2 separate regions of the Homo sapiens genome follow, and region 1 is linked to region 2. A link is an interaction called in ENCODE POLR2A ChIA-PET data of the cell type or tissue named here. Cell type or tissue: GM12878. All regions are shown on one strand. Links, peaks and the distances in the headings refer to the core of each region. The heading gives the core; the rest is flanking DNA. Region 1 has its middle 6.7 kb from the start of LINC01058. Region 2 overlaps USPL1 (ubiquitin specific peptidase like 1).

Region 1 (5,383 bases), core at 79-5,078, 250 kb before region 2:
TGAGACGGAGTCTTGCTCTGTCACCCAGGCTGCAGTGCGGTGGTGCAATCTCGGCTAATCGCAACCTCTGCCTCCTGGGTTCAAGTGATTCTCCTGCCTCAGCCTCCCGAGTAGCTGGGATTACAGGTGCATGCCACCATGCCCAGCTAATTTTTTTGTATTTTTAGTAGAGATTGGGCGGGGGGGTGTCACCATGTTGGCCAGGCTGGTCTCGAACTCCTGACCTCAGGTGATCCGCCCACCTCGGTCTCCCAAAGTGCTGGGATTACAGGCGTGAGCCACTGCATGGGCGCATATTGCATTCTTAAGCCATACTTTCCATGCAGGTTTCTTCCACAACCTCACCCTCTTGTCCCCTGGCCTAAGACCTACTGACATCAAGAAGCTTCAGGAAACCTCATCCTATAAATCAAGTGGTGGCCTACTCATAGGAAAGTCCTTACAGATACTTTTTTTTTTAAAGAGATGGGTCCTCACTATGTTGCCCAGGCTGGACTCAAACAATCCTCCCGCCTCAGCCTCCCAAGTAGCTTGGACTATATATATAAGCCACTGGACCTGGCTCAGATACGTTTATGTATTTGCCTCATTCTGATGTCATTTAAATATGCCATGTTCCAAACATCATGAACTTGTTTAGTGAGCTTTTAGGGGCCAGAATGTGGAATGCTATCCTATTAAACTCTATCTTATTAAACTTGACACATTGCTCCAGTCTTTTAAGATGTTTTTGGCCTCTGGTTCTAGCATCTTAATGTATAAGCTATTCCTCTTATCTGTGTGTCAACAACAGATTTCACCAGCATATGACTTATAACAATATTGTACTGAGTGAGGCTTAAGATAGGGCCCCGTGGTAAGCCTATAAAGAACCCCGTCGAAGTTGAAATGGATCCATTACCAAGACTTTTGGGAAATGATTGTTCAACCAGCTAGCTGCAAATCAATCTAATTGTACCATGATCTACCCTACATCTCTCCATTAGCTAATCAAGAAGAACACTGTAAAATATTTTTGTCTAATGTCTTACTGAAATTTATATGCACCGCCTTGACCTTCTGCTCAACCATGCTGTCAAAGAAATTAAGTTCCACTTAAACTTTGAAGTTCCTATTTTCTTTCGTGCTGCTCTTTTACCAACTCTAGACATTTCCTCCCATTCTGGGGCTTGCGTAACTGCAGACACTAGCCATACCTGGAAGCATGCTTCCTTCTTTTCTACTGCAACTGTGCAATACACTTTTGTTTTCCTAAATGTATTATACATATAACTGGTAAACTGAGTCAACTGGGATCATCTGAATCATGTTTATTTTTATTTATTTATTTTTTTTTTGAGATGGAGTCTCGCTCTGTCACCCAGGCTGGAGTGCAGTGGCGCAATCTCGGCTCACTGCAAGCTCTGCCTCCCGGGTTCACACCATTCTCCTGCTTCAGCCTCCCAAGTAGCTGGGACTACAGGTACCTGCCACCGCGCCTGGCTAATTTTTTGTATTTTTTAGTAGAGACGGGGTTTCACCATATTAGCCAGGATGGTCTCGATCTCCTGACCTCGTGATCCGCCCACCTCAGCCACCCAAAGTGCTGGGATTACAGGCGTGAGCCACCGCGCCTGGCCTTGAATCATGTTTTAAATATACAATGAACTGCTCAATCATTCAATCAATAAAGTTATTGATCACCCCCTCCATAAGTCTAATATTTCCAAAATGAAAAATCTTTTTGTAATACAAATGTAATACTTTCTAACATGAATTTTTGTTTACCTAGGCTGAATTTTCTCAAAACATGATATGGTTTGGCTCTGTGTCCCCATCCAAATCTCATCTCGAATTGCAGTCCCCATGTGTCAGGGGAGGGACCCAGTAGGAGGTGACTGGATCACGGGGCCAGTTTCCTTTATGGTGTTCTTGTGATAGTGAGTTCTCACAAGATCTGATGGTTTAAAAGTGTGGCACTTTCCCCCCAACCCCCTGCCTTGCTCTCTCTATCTCTCTCCTGCCACCATGTAAGACATGCCTTGCAAGCTTCCCGTTCCACCACAATTTTAAGTTTCCTGAGGCCTCCTCAGCCATGCAGAACTGTGAGTCAACTCTTTTCCTTAAAAATTACCCAGTCTCAGGTACTTTTATTAATATACAGCATTGTGAGAACGGACTAATACAGATGATTAAATAATAGTAATATTCTTTTTTTAAAAAATAATTTCAACTTTTATTTTAGATTCAGAGGGCACATATGCAGGCTTGTTACATGAGTATATTGTGTGACACTGAGGTTTGAGGTTCAATTAATCCCATCACTGAGGTTCTGAGCATAGTACCTAATAGGTAGTTTTTCAGCCCTTGACTCCCTCCCTTTTTCCTCCCTCCCTTTCTCCTCCCTCCCTTTCTTCTTCCTCTGGTAGTCTCCAGTGTCTGCTGTTTCCATCTTTACGTCCACGTGTACTCAATGTTTAGCTCACACTTATAAGTGAGAAAATGCAGGATTTGGTTTTCTGTTCCTGCATTAATTCACTTGGGCTAACAGCTTCCAGCTGCATCCATGTTGCTGCAAAGGACATGATTTCGTTCTTTTTTATGGCTGGGCAGTATTTCATGGTGTATGTGTACCACATGGTCTTTATCTAACCCACCACTGATGGACCCCTAGATTGATTCCATGTCTTTGCTATTGTGAATAGTGCTGCAGTGAACATATGAGCACACGCGTCTTTTTGGTGGAAACATTTGTTTTCTTTTGGGTATGTACCAAGTAATGGGACTGCTGGGTCAAATGGTAGTTCTAAGTTCTCTGAGGCATCTCCAAACTGCTTTCCACAGTGGCTGGACTAATTTATGTTCCCATCAACAATGTATAAGCATTACATTTTCTCTACAGCCTCAACAGCATCTGTTATTATTTTTTTGACTTTTTAATAATAGCCATTCTGACTAGAGTGAGATGGTATCTCCCTGTGGTTTAAATTTGCATTTCTCTGAGTAGTGATGTGGAACATTTTTTCATGTCTGTTGGCTGCTTGTATGTCTTCTTTTGAGAAGTGTCTGTTCATGTCCTTTGCCCACTTTTTAATGGGGTTAATTATTGTTTACTCATTGAAATGTTTAAGTTCCCTATAGAGTCTGGATGTTAGCCCCTGTCAGATGCACAGCTTGTGAAGATTTTCTCCCATTCTGTAGTTTGTTTGTTTACTCTGTTGATAGTTTTTCTGTGCAGAAGCTCTTTAAATAATACTAACATTCTTGAGCAGTTCTCTAATGACCCCTTTACACTCTTAAAAATAGTTGAGAACCCCAGAGAGTTTTTGCTTATACAGGATATATCCATCAATATTTACAGTAATAGAAATTAAATCAGAAAATTATTTATTAATTCATTTAAAATAATAACAACAAACCCGTAATATATCAACATAATCAATATTTTATGAAAGATATATTTTCCAAAACAAAAAAGTTAGTGAGAAGAGTGGCATTGTTTTACACTTTTAGATGTCCTGAATGTCTGGCTTAGTAGGACACAGCTAGATCCTCATGTCTGTTTCTGCATTTAAGCTGTGGTGATGCACATGGCATATGCCTTCTGGAAAACTCCACTGTACACTCCTAAGAGAATGACAATGAAAGATGCAAACAATGTCTTGGTGTTATTATGAAAATAGTTTTGATCTGTGGGCCCCCTGAAAGAGTTTTGAGGACCTCAGAGTAGACACTGTTTAAATAATAAAATATACCTATTTTTGGCTTTGAATGTCAGAAAGCTCAGAGCTACATTTAGCAACCACTTCAGGCCTGGTATTATAGTCCTTTGCAGCTTTGCTCAACTGCAGTCTGTTTGCGACTTGCCCTTTACTTCTTTTTTTGGTGTTTACAGCTCTTGGCCATACTTTTTCTGTGTTTTTATTAGACCTTGCTTCAAATCCTTTGGAAAGCAGGTTGGGTGTTTGACAATATAGGTAATTGTGCACATATGCTTATACACATATATTTCAACACAAGTTTAAAATTATACTTTGATTTCATGTTCAATATCCACCTAGCAAACACACCTCAACAGGATGAAAATATATATGATAGTCACACAAAAAATTAAGACACTCCTCAGATTGTCTGAATGCACTTTTTACACAAAGCCCAGAGGATAGGGGTTACATTGCAAGAAATCTACTATATAAAAAGATTGGCTGGGCGCGGTGGCTCATGCCTGTAATCCTAGCACTTTGGGAGGCTGCGATGGGTGGATCACTTGAGGTCAGGAGTTCGAGACCAGCCTGGCCAACATGGTGAAACCTTGTCTCTACTAAAAATACAAAAATTACCCGGGTGTGGTGGCACATGCCTGTAATCCCAGCTACTGGGGAGGCTGAGGCAGAAGAATTGCTTGGACCTGGGAGGCGGAGGTTGCAGTGAGCCAAGATCGTGCCATTGCACTCCAGCCTGGGCGAAAAAGCGAGACTCCATCCTCCCACCTCAAAAAAAAAAAAAAAAATTCAGCTCCACCTGGGCATGGTGGCTCACGCCTGTAATCCTGGCACTTTGGGAGGCCGAGAAGGGCGGATCACTTGAGGTCAGGAGTTCTAGACCAGCCTGGCCAACATGGTGAAACCCCGTTTCTACTAAAAATACAAAAATTAGCCAGGGCTGGTGGTGGGCACCTGTAATCCCAGCTACTCGGGAGGCTGAGGCAGGAGAATTGCTTGAACCTGGAGGTGGAGGTTGTGGTGAGCCGAGATCACGCCACTGCACTCCAGCCAAACAGCAAGACTCTGTCTCCAAAAAAAAAATACAGCTCCATAATAGACAATTTATCATCCTGGAAGTTAAGCAAATAATCAAAATCTATACAGTGTTTGAACTGTTTCTCAAGCCCCCTACTTAGACATTGCCATTTTTCTGTATCAGTAACTAATTTGATGCCTATAATATACATTTGAAATGTCTGACCTCCACTCTTCTCTCTTCTTTCCTGGAGAACTGTCCGGTCATTCATGAGGATGAGTGTCCCCAGATGTGCCTGTCTCAGGGCACCCTCTCCTGGGCACACCTGATTGGATCAAGCTGTGCACCTGACCCAGGCTGGGACAACCAAATTCCCTCTCCCAGGAATCTGGTATTGGACTGAGGACAGCCACTCACCTTTGGCTAATCTCTTTAGGAGAGAAGATGTAGATGTGATAGTTGTTGAGGGATTATCCTCTGCCCAGCTACTCACAGAGAAGAAAGTGGATTGCAGAGGGAGACACGAAGCAGAGAAGAAAGCTGGAGAAGGTGGACTGTCTAGGTTCCTAGCAGCTTCTCGGGCTACCTTGAGGCCATCTGCCCTTGGACTTCATGAGATACTGCTATACTCTTCTATGTCCCTTAATGCTTACGTCAGCTCAAG
Region 2 (5,383 bases), core at 210-5,209:
ATAGCAGGGAGAAGCCAAGCTGCAGAGGCAAGCACTTCCGAGCCTGCAAAAGCAGGCCCCCAAAAGTGCAGGGATGCCTGAGTCTGCACCCGCACCCAGGAGGGTGGAGATCTTGCCTGCTCCAAGGCTGCAGCCGGAATGATAGCAGGCTGACTGGAGCACCTGCCACCATCATTAGTTCAAGAGTTTATGCAGATTTAAGTTGTATACGGTATATGAATGTGTGACAGTTTTCCTTATGGTTGTGTGGCCTTCTGTAAGAGCCTACGCCTGTTTGTTACACCGGTAGAGTGCTGTGGAATGTAAACTTTCCCTATGTCACTTATCTCCTTTATCTCTCCATACAGAGGAGGGCAAGAAACCTTGTTACTTGAACTTTAGTAATGTTAAGTGATCAATAAATCTATAAATAAATGATAGCAGAAAAAAGTTACCTGTTTTTGTGATGATGTACAAACTTTACATGTTATCACAAATACCATCTTTCTTCCCAAGACATTTACTTCTGTAACCAAAGTGGGACACCATCTAACAGTTCTGTTTTGGGAGAGAGTAATAACCAGTGCTTGTGAGGCTTGTTAGATGTTGGTTGTGATATATGAGATAGATGTTATTTCATTTAGACCTCAACATTCCTGTGCGTGAGATACTTTTATCACATCTTACAGATAAGGAGACTGTACTCATTCAGTTGTGGAGCTGAGATTGAGTAGAGTGGCTATTACAGCAGTTGAGTGCTGAGCTTATCAATATATGTTCCACTCCTCAGGCTTCATTTAAAGTAGGATGCCCAAACAGCACCACTGCCGTAGAGATTTGAGTTAACAGCAGTACTTACTGAGGTTTAAGGCTGGCAGCCAGTGTCCTTGCAGTAAAATTATTTGCTAGGGACTCAGTACTTCATAATCTATTTGTCAGATTTACTCCTAAGCTTCTGTGTTGTTTTATTTTTTTTCTGACAAAAGTAGTGCATATTGTCAAGGAAAAACTAGGAAAATACCAAAAAAAAAGATTTTTGACCATGCATTTTAATACTTAGTGACTACAAACATTTTCCTATTTTATGCATATAGATTTTAAATAAACGTGAGATCCTATTGTATCTGTTTTAATGGATAAACATTGTTTCACTGTTTTAAGATTCTGAGGTGATTTATACTGTCTTGCCATTGTTAATTGCAGCAGTTAGCCTTGTTGATAAATTTTTGCATGGATCCAAGTTTTGTTTTCCAGGAGTGGAGTTGCTTGGTCAAAGGAAATGCACATTTAAGGTTTTTTGGTGATTGCATGACTGACTTCCCTGGGCCCTCGCCAACACTAGGTAGTAGTATTGGGAGGAAGGGGGGAACCAATCCTGGGTGCTCCAAGATTACTAGTGAGCCTGAACATTTTCTATAACTATTGTCCACTTGAGTTGTTGTTTTGTTTTTTTTTTGGTGGAGGCGGGGGTGGGTTTAAGAATTGCTTATCCTTTGCTTGTACTAATTATCTTTTCAACAAATATTTCTAGATTACTGCTAAGGACCAAGCACTGTTATCAGCCTGAGATAAGGCAGCACACTAGAAGGAAATCCTTGCTCCTTTTGAGTTTGCCTTCCAAACATGGAGATCAATATATAATGTTAGGTAGTAATAGGAGATACATGCAGTTGATTCATGTCATTTGTAGTAGTTATGGTCAATAAAGTTGCCTTGAACACTGAATTAGTATAAACTGAAATACTGTTCCTAGGGGAAATAGGTTCCTGCTAGCCTGTGGTCATGAGATTTTTGTCAAACAATCACTATATAACCTTTTCTGTTTCTGTTTAAAGACATGTTATTTGATCTATATGGTTGATTCTTTACATTAACATGGCCAACAGCACTGTAACTCAGCCTGAACGAAGCTTATCTGACACATGGTGTTCTCCATAAGGCACATCATAGCTTTCTGTGCTTAGGAACACTAGACGGCACTTCAGCACTGCACTTGAGGACGTTTTAAACAGTGAAATCAACAAAAAGCACAAAAAAATGCAACAATAGGCTGGGCAAGGTGGCTCACGCCTGTAATCCCATCACTTAGGGAGGCCGAGGCGGGCGGATCACGAGGTCAGGAGATCAAGACCATCCTGGCTAACACGGTGAAACCCCGTCTCTACTAAAAATACAAAGAATTAGCCGGGCGAGGTGGCAGGCGCCTGTAGTCCCAGCTACTCGGGAGGCTGAGGCAAGAGAATGGTGTGAACCTGGGAGGCGGAGCTTGAAGTGAGCCGAGATTGCGCCACTGCACTCCAGCCTGGGCGACAGAGCGAGACTGCGTCTCAAAAAAAAAAAAAAAGGAACAATAACAAAGACACTAGTCCCCCAAAAATACACTTGTTTACAGTGTGAACTGAAAGAGGAAGGTGGAGTATTGACTTGTTTGACCTCAGCTGGAAATGTGCACGTCCTGTGACTCAAATTTTTCTCTGTTCTGTGCATGCATGTCCACGAATAACCACAAGAAGCACTGAAAGCATTGATTTTTAGGGTTACAAATTAATTTTAGCAAGTAAATGAATTCACAAATACGGAATCTGTGAGTAATGAGGACTGATTCTTTTTTTTTTTGGAGATGGAGTTTCACTCTTGTAGCCTAGGCTGGAGTGCAATGGCATGATCTCGGCTCACTGCAACCTCCGCCTCCCGGGTTCAGCCTCCACCTCCCGGGTTCAAGCGATTCTCCTGCCTCAGCCTCCCGAATAGCTGGGATTACAGGCTTGCACCACCATGCCCGGCTAATTTTTGTATTTTTAGTACAGACGGGGTTTCACCATGTTGGCCAGGCTAGCCTCGAACTCCTGACCTCAGGCAATCCACCCACCTCAGCCTCTCAAAGTGCTGGGATTACAGGCGTGAGCCACCGCGCCCGGCCGAGGACTGATTCTTATGTCAGATGGCACTAAATGCTATGGAGAAGAGGAGTGGATGAGAGGGAGAAGTATTTTAGACCAGGTAGACTTGGAAGGTTTCTTGGAGGTGGGTGATGTTTGAGAAGAGGCTTCAATAAAGTTAGGGAGCTCGCCATGTGATTGCAGGAAGAGCGTTCCAGGAGAACAAAAGTCATGAAGAGTGAGTGCTAGGCATGTGTCTGGTCTGTTTGGGCTGCTATAACAAAATACCTTAGACTGGGTAAAATGTATAAATAATAGAAGTGTATTGCTTATAGTTCTAGAAGCTGGGAAGTCCAAGATCAAGGTATCAGCACATTCTGGTGAAAGCTGCTCTGCTTCATGGCTGGTTCTCTCACTGTCCTCACATGGCATAAGAGGGGCACAGAGCCCTCAACCGTCTCTCCAGTGGCCCCATCTCTTAGTACTGTTGGATTGGGGATTTAGACTTCACTAATTTTGGGGGGACACAAACATTGAGACCACAGCAGCATGACTGAGGATAAGCAAGAGGCCAGTGTGGTTGAGCAGAGTGATCAGTGAAGGAGAGTTAGGACATGAGTAAAGAGGCTAGCAGACACCAGATCTCATATGGCTTTGTAGGCCATAGTGAGGACTTTGTTTAAGCTGAGAATAATAGATAACCTCAGGAAAGTTTCAGGCAAGAGGGTAACATGATCTGATCTGGGTTTTAAAAGGATCACTGAAGTGGGGAGACTGTCTACAGATGGTCTGAATAGGAGTCCTAGTCTATTACAATCTCCTTGGAGTTTAGGGTGGTAACTGGAGGTGTTCAAGAGTAGTTGGATTACTGTTGGATTTCAAAAGTAGAGCCAACACGATATGTGCATTGGCTGTGAGGTAGAAGAGGAGTCAAAATGAACTCCAGGTTTTATTGACTGAGCAATTGTGCCATTTCCTGAGATGGGTCAGATTTGGGAAGGAAAGAATTTAAAGGGGATAAGATAATCCCATTAGGAGTGTGTTAAGTGTGAGATTCCTATTAGACTTTCGAGTGGAGATGATTTAATAGGAAGATAGATCTGCAACACTGGAGCTCAGCGGAGAGGGACACCCTGGAGATAGCCGTTTGGGAATTAGGAATGTGTGGATCATGTTATAGGATGGGGTCATTTAGGGACTTAAAACAGCTCTGAAGAACAAAAATGGTGCCTTGATCTTGGACTTCCTGGTTTATAGAACTGTGAGCAATATATATATATTTTTTTCAAGACAGAGTCTTGCTCCGTCATCCAGGCTGGAGTGCAGTCGCACCATCTCGGCTCACTGCAACCTCCACTTCCTGGTTCAAGCAATTCTGGTGCCTAAGCCTCCCAAGTGGTTGGGACTATAGGTGTATGACACCATGCCCGACTAATTTTTGTATTTTTTTGTAGAGACAGGGTTTTGCCATGTTGGCCAGGCTGGTCTCAAACTCCTGACCTCAAGTGATCTGCCTGCCTTGGCCTCCCAAAGTGCTTGGATTATAGGCGTGAGCCACCATGCCCAGACTAAATTTCTAACATTTATAAATTATCCAGTCTAAGATATTTTGTGATAGCAGCCCAAGCAGACCAAGGCAAAGGCCAAGCACACTTGCTCCTCCTGACTTTTGCTCTTCCTGGAATGTTCTTCCTTTAGTCACATGGTTGCCTGCCTAGCTTCATTCAATAGGAGTGTGGTGCCCTGAAAATACAAGGAAGAATGCTTTTCTTTTTTTTAAAAGGAAGGGATGATTATCTGTCAGATGCTGCTGAAAAAGAGTAATAGAGTAATTGGCCACTGGCTCTGGCAATAGGGAAGTTAGCTCTGCTAACTCCACATGAACAGTTTCACATGAACAAGTGTGAGTGGGCTCAAGAGAAGGGATGGTGAGAAAGTGGAGCTATGGACTCACTCTTGAAACATTTTCTGGTGCCTCGTAGGGCAATGTGAGGTCAAGGTTTTTGTTACTGTTCTGAAGATGGGAGAGGCTGACACATGGATGTTGTAGGTGAGAGAAGGGGCGCTTGCGGGGGCAAACTTCTCCAGGGATGGGATTCCAGTGTCTAAGAGGAGGCGGTGTGACCCTAAGAGCTAGAAAAATTATTTTATTAATAGGAAAGACAAAGTACTTAGGCTCAGATGCTAAGAGATTTGCTGATAAAAGAATGAGAACGGTCTCTTCTGATTATTTTCTTGGGGAAATAAATAGATCATCAGCTGAGGGTGTGAGGGGAGAAGGAGTTGAACATGGAGGAAGACAGGTGTGAAATATTGGTCTCAGAATGGAGAGCGAATTGAATAGGGACATGCAGTGGGCTTGCTAAGCTGTGCGGAGAGCCCGTGGGAAGTTTATGGTCATCAATTTAATGGCGACCAGCCAAGATGGTGGTTTATTTTTCTCCAGTTGTATTTAACTGCTCAGGTGCAGGACAGAGAGACTAAGTGTGAAGTTAATTTCAGCCAACGTAGAGGAATTGTCAGGC

What was found. Peaks named below come from ENCODE experiments on the same cell type or tissue, not always from the same donor. Only the 100,000 strongest peaks of a DNase experiment are listed, where the experiment ranks them.
Region 1: POLR2A ChIA-PET joins it to region 2 with 5 read pairs; 2 of 35 experiments call an interaction of 5 or more read pairs at or near these places.

The regions. Positions count from the first base shown.
Region 1 is chr13:30,412,902-30,418,284 of GRCh38, forward strand. No RefSeq gene overlaps it. Among named protein-coding and RNA genes, the nearest start is that of LINC01058, 6.7 kb to the right of the region's middle. In GM12878, for the core only: a CTCF peak has its summit at 5,018 (motif pointing left); a DNase peak (open chromatin) is centred at 2,958.
Region 2 is chr13:30,660,338-30,665,720 of GRCh38, forward strand. It overlaps USPL1 (ubiquitin specific peptidase like 1), which reads left to right. Exons shown (of 9, transcript NM_005800.5): 9 at 1-429. Among named protein-coding and RNA genes, the nearest start is that of TRN-GTT2-4, 11 kb to the right of the region's middle. In GM12878, for the core only: no CTCF peak of the experiment used is centred there; a DNase peak (open chromatin) is centred at 2,424.